Linked DNA regions of Homo sapiens: region 2 is linked to region 1. A link is a loop called in an ENCODE intact Hi-C map of the cell type or tissue named here. Cell type or tissue: GM12878. All regions are shown on one strand. Links, peaks and the distances in the headings refer to the core of each region. The heading gives the core; the rest is flanking DNA. Region 1 overlaps MTOR (mechanistic target of rapamycin kinase). Region 2 overlaps LOC105376739 (a long non-coding RNA gene).

Region 1 (5,374 bases), core at 138-5,137:
TCATATATTGCTTAACGATGGGGATACATTCTGAGAAATGCGTCTTAGGAGAATTTGTCCTTGTGTGAACATCATAGAATGTATTTACATAAACCCAGATGGTATAGCCTACTCTACACCTAGCTCTGTGGTGTAGCCTATTGCTCCTGGGCTACAACTTGTACAGCATGTTACTGTAATGAATATTCTAGGCAACTGTAAAACAGTGGTAAATGTTTGTGTATCTAAACATAGACATAGAAAAGATATGTAAAAATATACTGTATTATAATCTTATGGGACCACCATCATATACATGGTCCATTGTTAACCCAAACGTTGTTAAGTGGCACACGACTGTACTGTTTTTTTGTTTGTTTGTTTGTTTTTCTGAGACAGAGTCTTGCTCTGTTGCCCAGGCTGGAGTGCAGTGGCACGATCTTGGCTCACTGCAACCTCTGCCTCCCGGGTTCAAGTGATTCTCCTGCGTCAGCCTTCCGAGTAGCTGGGATTACAGGCGCACTACCATGCCTGGCTAATTTTTTGTATTTCAGTAGAGACGGGGTTTCATCATGTTGTGCAGGCTGGTCTCAAACTCCTGAGCTCAGGCAGTCCACCCGCCTTGGCCTCCCAAAGTGTTGGGATTACAGGCGTGAGCCACCGCGCCCGACCCTGTACTGGTTTTTTATTAGTTTGAGATGGGGTCTTTTTTTTTTTTTTTTTTTTAAATGAGATGTAGTTTTGCTCTTGTTGCCCAGGCTGGAGTGGAATGGCGTGATCTCGGCTCACCGCAACCTCCGCCTCCCGGGTTCAAGCGATTCTCCTGCCTCAGTCTCCTGAGTAGCTAGGATTACAGGCATGCACCCTTATGTCCGGCTAATTTTGTATTTTTAGTAGAGATGGGGTTTCTTTATGTTGGTTAGGCTGGTTTCAAACTCCTGACCTCAGGTGATCCTCCTGCCTTGGTGTCCCAAAGTGCTGGGATTACAGGCATGAGCCACTGCATCTGAGACAGGGTCTTATTCTGTTGCCCAGGCTGGAGTGCATGGCTCTTGGCTCAGTGCGGCCTCAAACTCCTGGACTCAAGTGATGTTCCTCAGCCTCCCAAAGTGCTGGGATTACATGTGTGAGACACTGCACCCGGCCCATGACTGTACTTCAAATTTCATTATAATGTAAAATTGTTTAGATGATCTTCTGTTTTTAAACAAGGTTTGACATATATTTCTTCAGCAAGAGCATGTAATTCTTGTGTGAAAATGTAACAGTAATGGAGACAATTCTGTGATATTGTTTTGGCAACCTTTTACGTTTTTTGGGTTTTTTTTTTTTTTTGAGACAGGCTCTTTGTCACTCAGGCTTGAGTGCAGTGCTGCACACGATCACACCTTTCTGCAGCCTCAACCATCTGGGCTCAAGTGATCCTCCTGCCTCAGCCTCCCGAGTAGCTGGGATTACAGGCATGCACCACCACACCTGGCTAATTTTTATTTTTGTAGAGACAGGGTCTCACTGTGTTGCCCAGGCTGTTTCGAACTCCTGGCCTCAAACACTCCTCTCTCCTTGGCCTCCCAAAGTGTTGGGATTACAGGTGTGAGCCACTGTGCCTGGCCACTTTCTTAATTTATTCTTAAACTGAATTGCTTTATAGGACCTTTGACTGTTGATATGTAGACCCTAACCCTGACCTGGAGCTATCTACTTTGTCTTTTCTGTGCTCAGATACCCAGTATCTCCAAGATACCATGAACCATGTCCTAAGCTGTGTCAAGAAGGAGAAGGAACGTACAGCGGCCTTCCAAGCCCTGGGGCTACTTTCTGTGGCTGTGAGGTCTGAGTTTAAGGTCTATTTGCCTCGCGTGCTGGACATCATCCGAGCGGCCCTGCCCCCAAAGGACTTCGCCCATAAGTAAGCACCTCTGTTATGATTTCACCTTCCACTCCATTTGGTTGGAGAGGAAGGACGCTCTATTTCAGATCCACGGAGCTTACGCCCATTTTTTGCATCATTAAACTCCAGGGTATAGCAAATCATATGAAGAACAGCCCTTCCTTAGTTGAATTCTAAGCTTTTCCAAATGAAATAACATATATGAAATATTTGGGGAGGTTGAATACCCTGAGAACATGTGAGATGCCAATGCTATTTTCAGTGTTATTATTTACTGGGAATCTGCTAGTTTTGCTTTTTTCTCTGGCTTTTAAAAGTCTTATTTTGATATAAGACCTAAAGAGAGGAATCCTTGACTGGAACTGAAGGGACCTAAGGGTCATCTTTTTCCTCATCGCTGAAGTTGAATAAGTTATTCCACCTCTTTAAACCTCCTGGCGAATAAAATATGAGAAAACCCCTCAGCATCCTGCCAGATGGAGAGACTGGGGTGTCTTCGCTAAGGCGAGGGGGTCAGTGTTCATCATCCTTTGTCTCAGGTTGTCTTTATACTTCCCTGTTTATTAGCGAAGATTGCTGTGGTGAATTAATACGCCCCACTCATTCTTTTTTTTTTTTTTTTTTTTTTTTTGAGATGGAGTCTTACTTTGGTTGCCCAGGCCGGAGTGCAGTGGCACGGTCTTGGGTCACTGCAACCTCCTCCTCTCAGGTTCAAGCGATTCTCCTGCCTCAGCCTCCTGAGTAGCTGGGATTACAGGCATGTGCCACTATGCCAAGCTAATAATTGTATTTTTTTGTAGACACAGGTTTTCACCATTTTGGCCGGGCTGGTCTCGAACTCCTGGCCTCAAGTGATCCACCCACCTTAGCCTCCCAAGTAGCTGGGACTACAGGCGTGTGCCAGCACGCCCAGCTAATTTTTGTATTTTTAGTAGAGGCGGGGTTTCACCATGTTGGCCAGGCTGGTCTCGAACTCCTGACCTCAGGTGATCCACCCACCTCCGCCTCCCAGAGTGCTGGGATTACAGGCGTGAGTCGCTGCGCCTGGCCCCATTCTAAAGCCCAGCATTCTCATCATAGAAGAATTTCTTTCCATATGATGGCTGTGTACTGCCTTCTTGTCCCTGATGAACACATTGTTCAGCTCTCTTCCTACATAATTATCTTGGTGAGCACCACAATAACCCATATGGTATAGCTGTGTGAATTCAGAAAAAAGGCCCCTTCCTTAAGACACTTTACTGCCATCTGCTGGATTGTTGTAGAAATGTACAAATCTACAGTAATTGTGATGTGATGGGTCCCTTTGAACTGTGCTCTGGACAATTTGCATACCCATCTGTGGTAGCCCTGCCTGAGTAACCTGCTCTCCTTGCCCCAAGGTGATTTTGAGGTGGGACATTAAAGAATGTCATTATGTCTCAACTAGCCACTCTCCATTTCTCTACAGGAGGCAGAAGGCAATGCAGGTGGATGCCACAGTCTTCACTTGCATCAGCATGCTGGCTCGAGCAATGGGGCCAGGCATCCAGCAGGATATCAAGGAGCTGCTGGAGCCCATGCTGGCAGTGGGACTAAGGTGGGTGTCAGAAACCTGAGCTTGCCCTGTATCAGCGTGAGGCTTGGCCCCCAGTGTTGGGACTGTTAAAAGAATGAGGCATGGTTGTTTGCACATTCAACTGGATGGACAGGATAGCTTAGACTAAACACACAGGCTAGTACTGAATCCTAGTTTCATCACTAGCTTTCTATATGATCTTGACTAAGTTATTTAATTTCCCCGAGCCTCATTTTTTTTTTTTTTTTTTTTTGAGAAGGGGTCTCGCTCTGTCGCCCAGGCTGGAGTGCAGTGGCCCAGTCTTGGCTCACTGCAAGCTCCGCCTCCCGGGTTCACGCCATTCTCCTGCCTCAGCCTCCTGAGTAGCTGGGACTACAGGCGCCTGCCACCACGCCTGGCTAATTCTTTGTATTTTTAGTAGAGTTGGGGTTTCAGTGTGTTAGCCAGGATGGTCTCGATCTCCTGACCTTGTGATCCGCCCACCTCGGCTCCCAAAGTGCTGAGATTACAGGTGTGAGCCACCGCGCCTGGCCTCATTTTTTTTTTTTAATCTGAAAAGTGGGTGCAATAGTAATTCTTATTGCCTAGGGTTGCTGTGGGTTCATGGTATAGTCACTCTTAGCACCATGCCTGGCATATAGGAAGTACTCAATAAATATTTGCAAATATTGTGTATATTATTATTGAGCAAGTTGCTTAAGCTTCCTAAACTAAGTTCTCTTCATCTGTAAAATAAGGACAGTGTTCTTAATCTGCTTCCCAGAGTGTTTGTTGAGACTTGGTCTTCTGTAGTGGCTGAATTATAGTGAGCAAGTCTTCTGTGGCAAGAACCAGAAACTCATAGATTGTTTGGAGACCTGAGACTAAGCCAAGAGAGTTTACACTTTTATTCTTATTTTATAATATCCTTTCTACTCTGAAGAACAGAGGCCTGATCCCCTTGCTGGGAGAGAAAGCTGTTTCTTCCCAAGAACAGACTGAGTGTCATGTGCCCAGCCCTTATGTGACTTGTTTCCTTCCCCTCAGCCCTGCCCTCACTGCAGTGCTCTACGACCTGAGCCGTCAGATTCCACAGCTAAAGAAGGACATTCAAGATGGGCTACTGAAAATGCTGTCCCTGGTCCTTATGCACAAACCCCTTCGCCACCCAGGCATGCCCAAGGGCCTGGCCCATCAGCTGGCCTCTCCTGGCCTCACGACCCTCCCTGAGGCCAGCGATGTGGGCAGCATCACTCTTGCCCTCCGAACGCTTGGCAGCTTTGAATTTGAAGGTAAGAAATTACAACGGCTCTTGCCAAGATAGTGAGAGATGCTGGAAACTTTGGGAAAGGAATGAAGGTATCTAGGATTCCTGGATCTTGCTGGGGTGCTAAAGACAGGGTAGCTGATTCTGTAGCAGCTCATCCTTCCTAGACTCTTTCCACGTATTGGTAATTCCTACTTTTGTTTCTTTGTCCCATACTGAGTTTGGGGGCAAATGGTTTGAGGGAAAGTATACGTTGATCCAAGGAAATAATGCTTCAGAGACAGATCCCCCTCACATCCTCACTTTTCCACTTCTTTGTAGCTGAGATGGTATGTAATGCTTTAAAATGTATAAGTAGGGGCTTTTGGGTGTTTCCATGTCTATGGCAGTATGATTTCTTTTTTCTTTCTTTTTTTTTTTTTTTTGAGACAAAGTCTCTCTGTTGCCCAGGCTGATGTGCAGTGGCACAATCTCAGCTCACTGCAACCTCTGCCTCCTGGGTTCAAGCGATTCTCCTGCCACAGCCTCCCGAGTAGCTGGGACTATAGGCGCGTGTCACCACACCCGGCTAATTTTTGTATTTTTGGTAGAGATGGGGTTTCACCATGTTGGCCAGGTTGGTCTGGAACTCCTGACCTCAAGTGATCTGCCTGCCTCGACCTCCCAAAGTGCTGGGATTATATCCATGAGCCACTGTGCC
Region 2 (5,374 bases), core at 218-5,217, 120 kb before region 1:
TACTATCTTGGCAACTTTTCTGTAAATCGAAAATGATTCCCCTCAAAAACGTAAAAACGAAGAATCCCCCCACCCCTCCATGGTCCCCCCCACTGCCTCCCACAGGGTGAGGAGCTGTTGGCTTCTGGACCTTGCCTTCATGTCCTCCGGCCTGAGAGCTAACTGCCAAGCTCGGATGTCAGATCTAAAGTAATAAACACATGATACCATTCTAATGAAAATGAGAGGCTTGGCTGAAATGAAAAGGCCAAAATCACCCGGGCTTTTGCAGGCCTCAGGCTGCTTTCCTGATGGCCTAGAGTCACTGGTGGTCACCAAGCCTCCTGTGGCCACTGAGCACTTAAAATGTAGCTGGTCCCAACTGAGATATTCTATAAGAGCCAAGGTTTTGTACAAAAAATAGAATGTAAACTATCTCAGTAAGTTCTTATATTGATTATTGGATTAAATAAAATGTATCATTAAAATCAATTAGGCTGGGTATGGTGGCTCATACCTGTAATCCCAGCACTTTGGGAGGCTGAGGATAGACTGCTTGAGCCTAGGAGTTAGAGACCAGCCTGGGCAATATGGCGAAACCCTGTCTCTACTAAAACACAAAAATTAGCCAGGCATGGTGGCACATGCCTGTAAACACAGCTCCTCCGGAGGCTGAGTCATGAGAATCGCTTGAACCTGGGAGGTGGAGGTTGCAGTGGGTGGAGATGGCGCCATTGCACTCCAGCCTGGGCAACAGAGCAAGACCTGATTTCAAAATAAATAAGTTAATTAATTAAATTTCACTTGTTTCTCTTTGCATTTCTTAATGTGGATGCTAGAATTTTTTTAATTGCATATTACGTTGCTATTGGACAGCGCCAGGCTAGAGGAAGGGAGGTCCTGTGAAGGCCAGAGGAGCATCCTGCCTAGAAGTCTGGAGAGCAGGGTAGGGCCCAGCTCAGGCCCAAAGGAAGAGAGGGGTCCAGGGAGCCAGATGGCCAGTGTCACAACCAGGCCTAAACCTGTGACGTCAGAGGCGAGCAATAGTAACAGAGAAGAACTGGGATTGACACAAGCCACTTCATGCAAATCTAACCTTTCCACCTGCCAAGCAGTCAGACTTTGTTTATGACAGCCAGACTGCCTAAATTAGAACAGGCCACAATCACAACAGCATATTGAAAAGGCCAGACCGTCCTGGGCCTGCCATCAGCATCCTGGGAAGGAAGCTGCCCCAGCAGGGTCACCCCACAGAGAGCACCAGGAACTTGTTCCCCTTTTATCTTCTGTCTGGGCAGCCACGTGACTTGGGGAGACATGGTCATTGGCACTTCAGAATCACCCTTCCCATTCAAAGTCCAAAGGGAGAAGGTGGCTTCCGTTTTACCACGTTTTCATGTGTACAGTCCCAGGGAAGGATTCCAATTGGCCCAGCTTGGTCACGTGTCCTTCCCTGGGCCAATCACTGTGTGACTGTGGCTGAGGCACAGGGTTACAGGATAATGTGATTGGCAGCCCCTCTAGAAGAAGCAGATGGAGTGAGGAAGGCGTGAGGAAAGAGCAATTCTCCAAAAGAGGGCAAGGGTACATGATCCAATCTGGGTCGTGATTTGTCAGAATAAGGGAGAGAAGCAGGACACAAAACAAATATTGGGAGATCTCCTCTACCCATCTACAATCCTAACTCCGACTACGGTGGCATCTTCCCCACGCATCAAGGTAAACAGAGGATCAGCACTTTCAGAGATCACTATACCAGAGCCAGAGATGAAACCCAGGAGGCTAAGTCCCAGGGGCTTTCCTCCATGTGCATGCACCCCTGGTGTCTCTTCCTTTTCTTATGAGGACAGCCATCTTATTGGATTTGGACCCACTCTCATGAATTCCTTTATTCTTTTTTTTTTTTTTTTTTTTGTGGTAAGGGGGTAGGGCGGGGATGGACAGAGTCTCATTCTGTTGCCCAGGCTGGAATGCAGTGGCACTATCTTGGCTCACTGCAACCTCTGCCACCTGGGTTCAACTGATTCTCCTGCCTCAGCCTCCTGAGTAGCTGGGACTATAGGCACGTGCCACCATGCTCAGCTAATTTTTGTATTTTTAGTAGAAATGGGGTTTAGCCTTGTTGGTCAGGCTGGTCTCGAACTCCTGACTTCAGGTGATCTGCTTACCTCAGCCTCCCAAAGTGCTGGGATAACAGGCGTGAGCTACCGTGCCCAGCCTATTCTTAATCATGGATACAATGTAGTCTATAACCAATGCAAAAATACACTCCCTGTGTCAGGCTGTTCTTGCATTGCTATAAAGAAATACCTGAGACTGGGCAATTTATAAAGAAAAGAAGTTTAATTGGCTCATGGTTCTCTAAGCTGTACAAGAAGCATAGTGCCAGCATTAGCTTCTGGTGAAGGCCTCAGGAAGTTTACAATTGTGACTGAAGTGAAGGGGGAGCAGGCATCTCACATGGCAAGAGTGGGAGCAAGAGACATGGAGGGAGGTGCCACACTCTTTTAAACAAGATCTCGAGAGAGTTCACTCACTGTCTCAAGAACGGCACCAAGAGGATGGTGCTAAACCATTCATGAGAAATCCACCCCATGATCCAAACACCTCCCACCAGGCCCCACCGCCAGCATTGGGGATCACATTTCAACATGAGGTTTTTTTTTTTTTTTAATGGAGTCTCGCTCTGTTGCCCAGGCTGGAGTGCAGTGGCACGATCTCAGCTCACTGCAACCTCTGCTTCCTGGGTTCAAGCGATTCTCCTGCCTCAGCCTCCCAAGTAGCTGGGATTACAGGCATGCACCACCATGCCCAGCTAATTTTTTTAATATTTTTAGTACAGACAGGGTTTCACCATGTTGGGCAGGCTGGTCTCGAACTCCTGGCTTCAGGTGATCCGCCTGCCTCAGCCTCCCAAAGTGCTGGGATTACAGGCTTGAGCCAACGCGCCCAGCCTCAACGTGAGATTTACAGCTATATCACTACCCCTCCTCTAGAGGGAGCTCCTGCCAAGTCACATGGCAGGGAGCGTCTGGGCCAAATTCTACACCAGGGAGTGAGGCAGGAGGGAAACAATTCTGGGGCCAAGGAGCTGCACACGTCCTGACCCCTGCCCAGAGCAAGGACTTAGTCTTCTGCCCCTGACATTTGTGTCCTGAGCTTCTGCCACATGATGGGCTCTGGGCAGGACACTGGGAACCCAGAAATAGAGGAGGTAGGTTTCCTGTTCTCAGGCGGTCTCTAACTGTGGAAGTAGAACGGGGAGTGGAGAAAGATGTCAGTGGGACTGGCACCCATCGGGGGGTCCCCGGCTCCACCCCTCCAGGGCTGCCCTGCCCCTGCGTGGCACATGCTTCCGGTACCCCAGGGCCACCTCCCCAGAGCCCACCGGTGATGTCAGCTGAGGCAGCAGAGAACAGCAACCTCCTGCCTCCATGCGCTGTGGGTCAAGACCCCCTCAAGGCAAATGCAGCCCAGAACGCAGGGGAGTCAACACCCCCAAGAGACCCTCGGCCAATGGGGAAGGGAGCCATCACATACTTCCCGTCCGCTGGGAGCCACTCCGCCCTTCTCAGGAAGTCCCTGTGGAATCAGCACCTGTGGACCACGGCAGTAACCTCAGTATGGCAGCCTTGAATGTCTTCTCCTCCTTCCCTGGCCCTCCTCACCGCCCCCGACCCATACCCTCACCCAAGCCTGCTTCCCAATTTAACTACCTGTGCTCAAGCACTTGTCTCAGGCTCTAATTTGGGAGGGATGGACCCCAGCTAAGAATCCAAGCACGTGCTGGCACCACAGCGATGCCTAAGATGAAATGGTACCTCATTCCTTCTTTTGATAAAACCAAGTGTAGGCCTGGCGCAGTGGCTCATGCCTGTAATCCTAGCACTTTGGGAGGCTGAGGCGGGCGGATCACTTGAGGTCAGGAGTTTGAGACTAGTCTGGCCAACATGGTGAAACCCCGTCTCTACTAAAAATACAAAAATTTGCTGGGCGTGGTGGTGCACGCCTGTAATCCCAGCTACTCAGGAAGCCAAGGTGAGAGAATCTTTTGAACCTGGGAGGCGGAGGTTGCAGTGAGCTGTGATTGCACCACTGGACTCCAGCCTGGGCAACAGAGTGAGACTCCATCTCAAAAAAAAACAAAAAACAAAAAAAAGTGTACGTGCAGGACTCTGGGGCCAGCCCTCCTTGATTCATCCCAGGCCCTCGGTCCCCACTAGCTCTAGTGGATCCCTGGCCAAGGCTACACCTGCCTGGCGCCCAGCACAACCTGACTGAAGCCGCTGGGGAAGGGCGGTGATGCCAAACACACAGAGAAAGTAATTTCCCATTTTCCACTAATTGCTTTCTGCAGCCTGGCCCGTCCCTCCCGCTGCTCCTCCTCCTCCTCCTCCCCTTTTCCTTTCTCCACCTCCCAAGGACAAGGACACAGAGATACAGCCCCCCAGGGCCCAGCTTGTCTCTCTCAAAACGAGTTTTTGAAATGTAATTCCGGAGGTGACAGTTGGACTGTGGCTGACACGGCCCCCAGGGGAGGGATGCTCTGTGCAGCTACCGGGAACCTTGGGACTCGGCCCGTCCTGAGAGGCTCCCAGGCTGGGAAATGAGCCCTCGCACCCTCCGCTCACTCTTTCATTCATTCACCTCTCACCTCATTCACTTCTTCACTCAGATTGTCCTTTCACAGCCTCCGTCAGTCACCGTGGCAGAGATGTGTGTCCAGCGACCAAAGCCACCCCTCCTCCACGTTTTCCAGCACCCGCCTCAGGGCCATGTGACTTGTCTGGCCAAAAGGCTGCAAGTGAAAATAACAGGAGAAGACTGGGTGCGGTAGCTCACGCCTGTAATCCCAGCACTTTGGGAGGCTGAGGTGGGCAGATCGCCTGAGGTCAGGAGTTCAAGACCAGCCTGGCCAACATGGAGAAACCCTGTCTCTACTAAAAACACACACAAAAAAAACCTAGTTGGGCATGGTGGTGCATGCCTGCCATCCGAGCTACTCAGGGGGCTGTGGCAGGATAATCGCTTGAACCGGGGAGGTGGAGGTTGCAGTGAGCGAGATTGCGCCACTGCACTCCAGCCTGGGTGACAGAGTGAGACTCTGTCTCAAAAAAAAAAAAAAAAGTAACAGGAGTCACTTTCACTTCCAGCTGAAACACAAGGAAGCCAGTGTGTGGTCTTCCCTTCTCTCATCCCTGCTGCAGTGACCCTGGGAGTCTCATTTCCAGGTGCTGCAGCCACAGGATGATGGAGCCCCCAAGGGTCTGGGTCTTTGGCCTTTATGCTGGACAAAACAGCCCCATCCCCTCTAAACCACACTGAACATATAATGTGAGAGACAGGCCTTCGTGGGGTGAAGGCTAAAGTCTGGCAGCGGATTTATTAAGCAGCA

The links. Hi-C counts contacts between places; a loop is a spot of excess contacts. Peaks named below come from ENCODE experiments on the same cell type or tissue, not always from the same donor. Only the 100,000 strongest peaks of a DNase experiment are listed, where the experiment ranks them.
Region 2: it touches region 1 in a loop (15-fold over the local background); 6 of 110 quality-filtered maps call a loop at or near these places.

The regions. Positions count from the first base shown.
Region 1 is chr1:11,239,628-11,245,001 of GRCh38, reverse strand. It overlaps MTOR (mechanistic target of rapamycin kinase), which reads left to right. Exons shown (of 58, transcript NM_004958.4): 9 at 1,702-1,888; 10 at 3,321-3,449; 11 at 4,455-4,699. Among named protein-coding and RNA genes, the nearest start is that of MTOR, 20 kb to the left of the region's middle. RefSeq lists an enhancer at 2,895-3,454. In GM12878, for the core only: a CTCF peak has its summit at 3,133 (motif pointing left); no DNase peak of the experiment used is centred there.
Region 2 is chr1:11,361,985-11,367,358 of GRCh38, reverse strand. LOC105376739 (a long non-coding RNA gene) reads right to left here. Exons shown (of 4, transcript XR_946958.3): 2 at 4,634-4,777; 3 at 3,520-3,576; 4 at 2,304-3,223. Among named protein-coding and RNA genes, the nearest start is that of UBIAD1, 91 kb to the right of the region's middle. In GM12878, for the core only: a CTCF peak has its summit at 2,985 (motif pointing right); no DNase peak of the experiment used is centred there.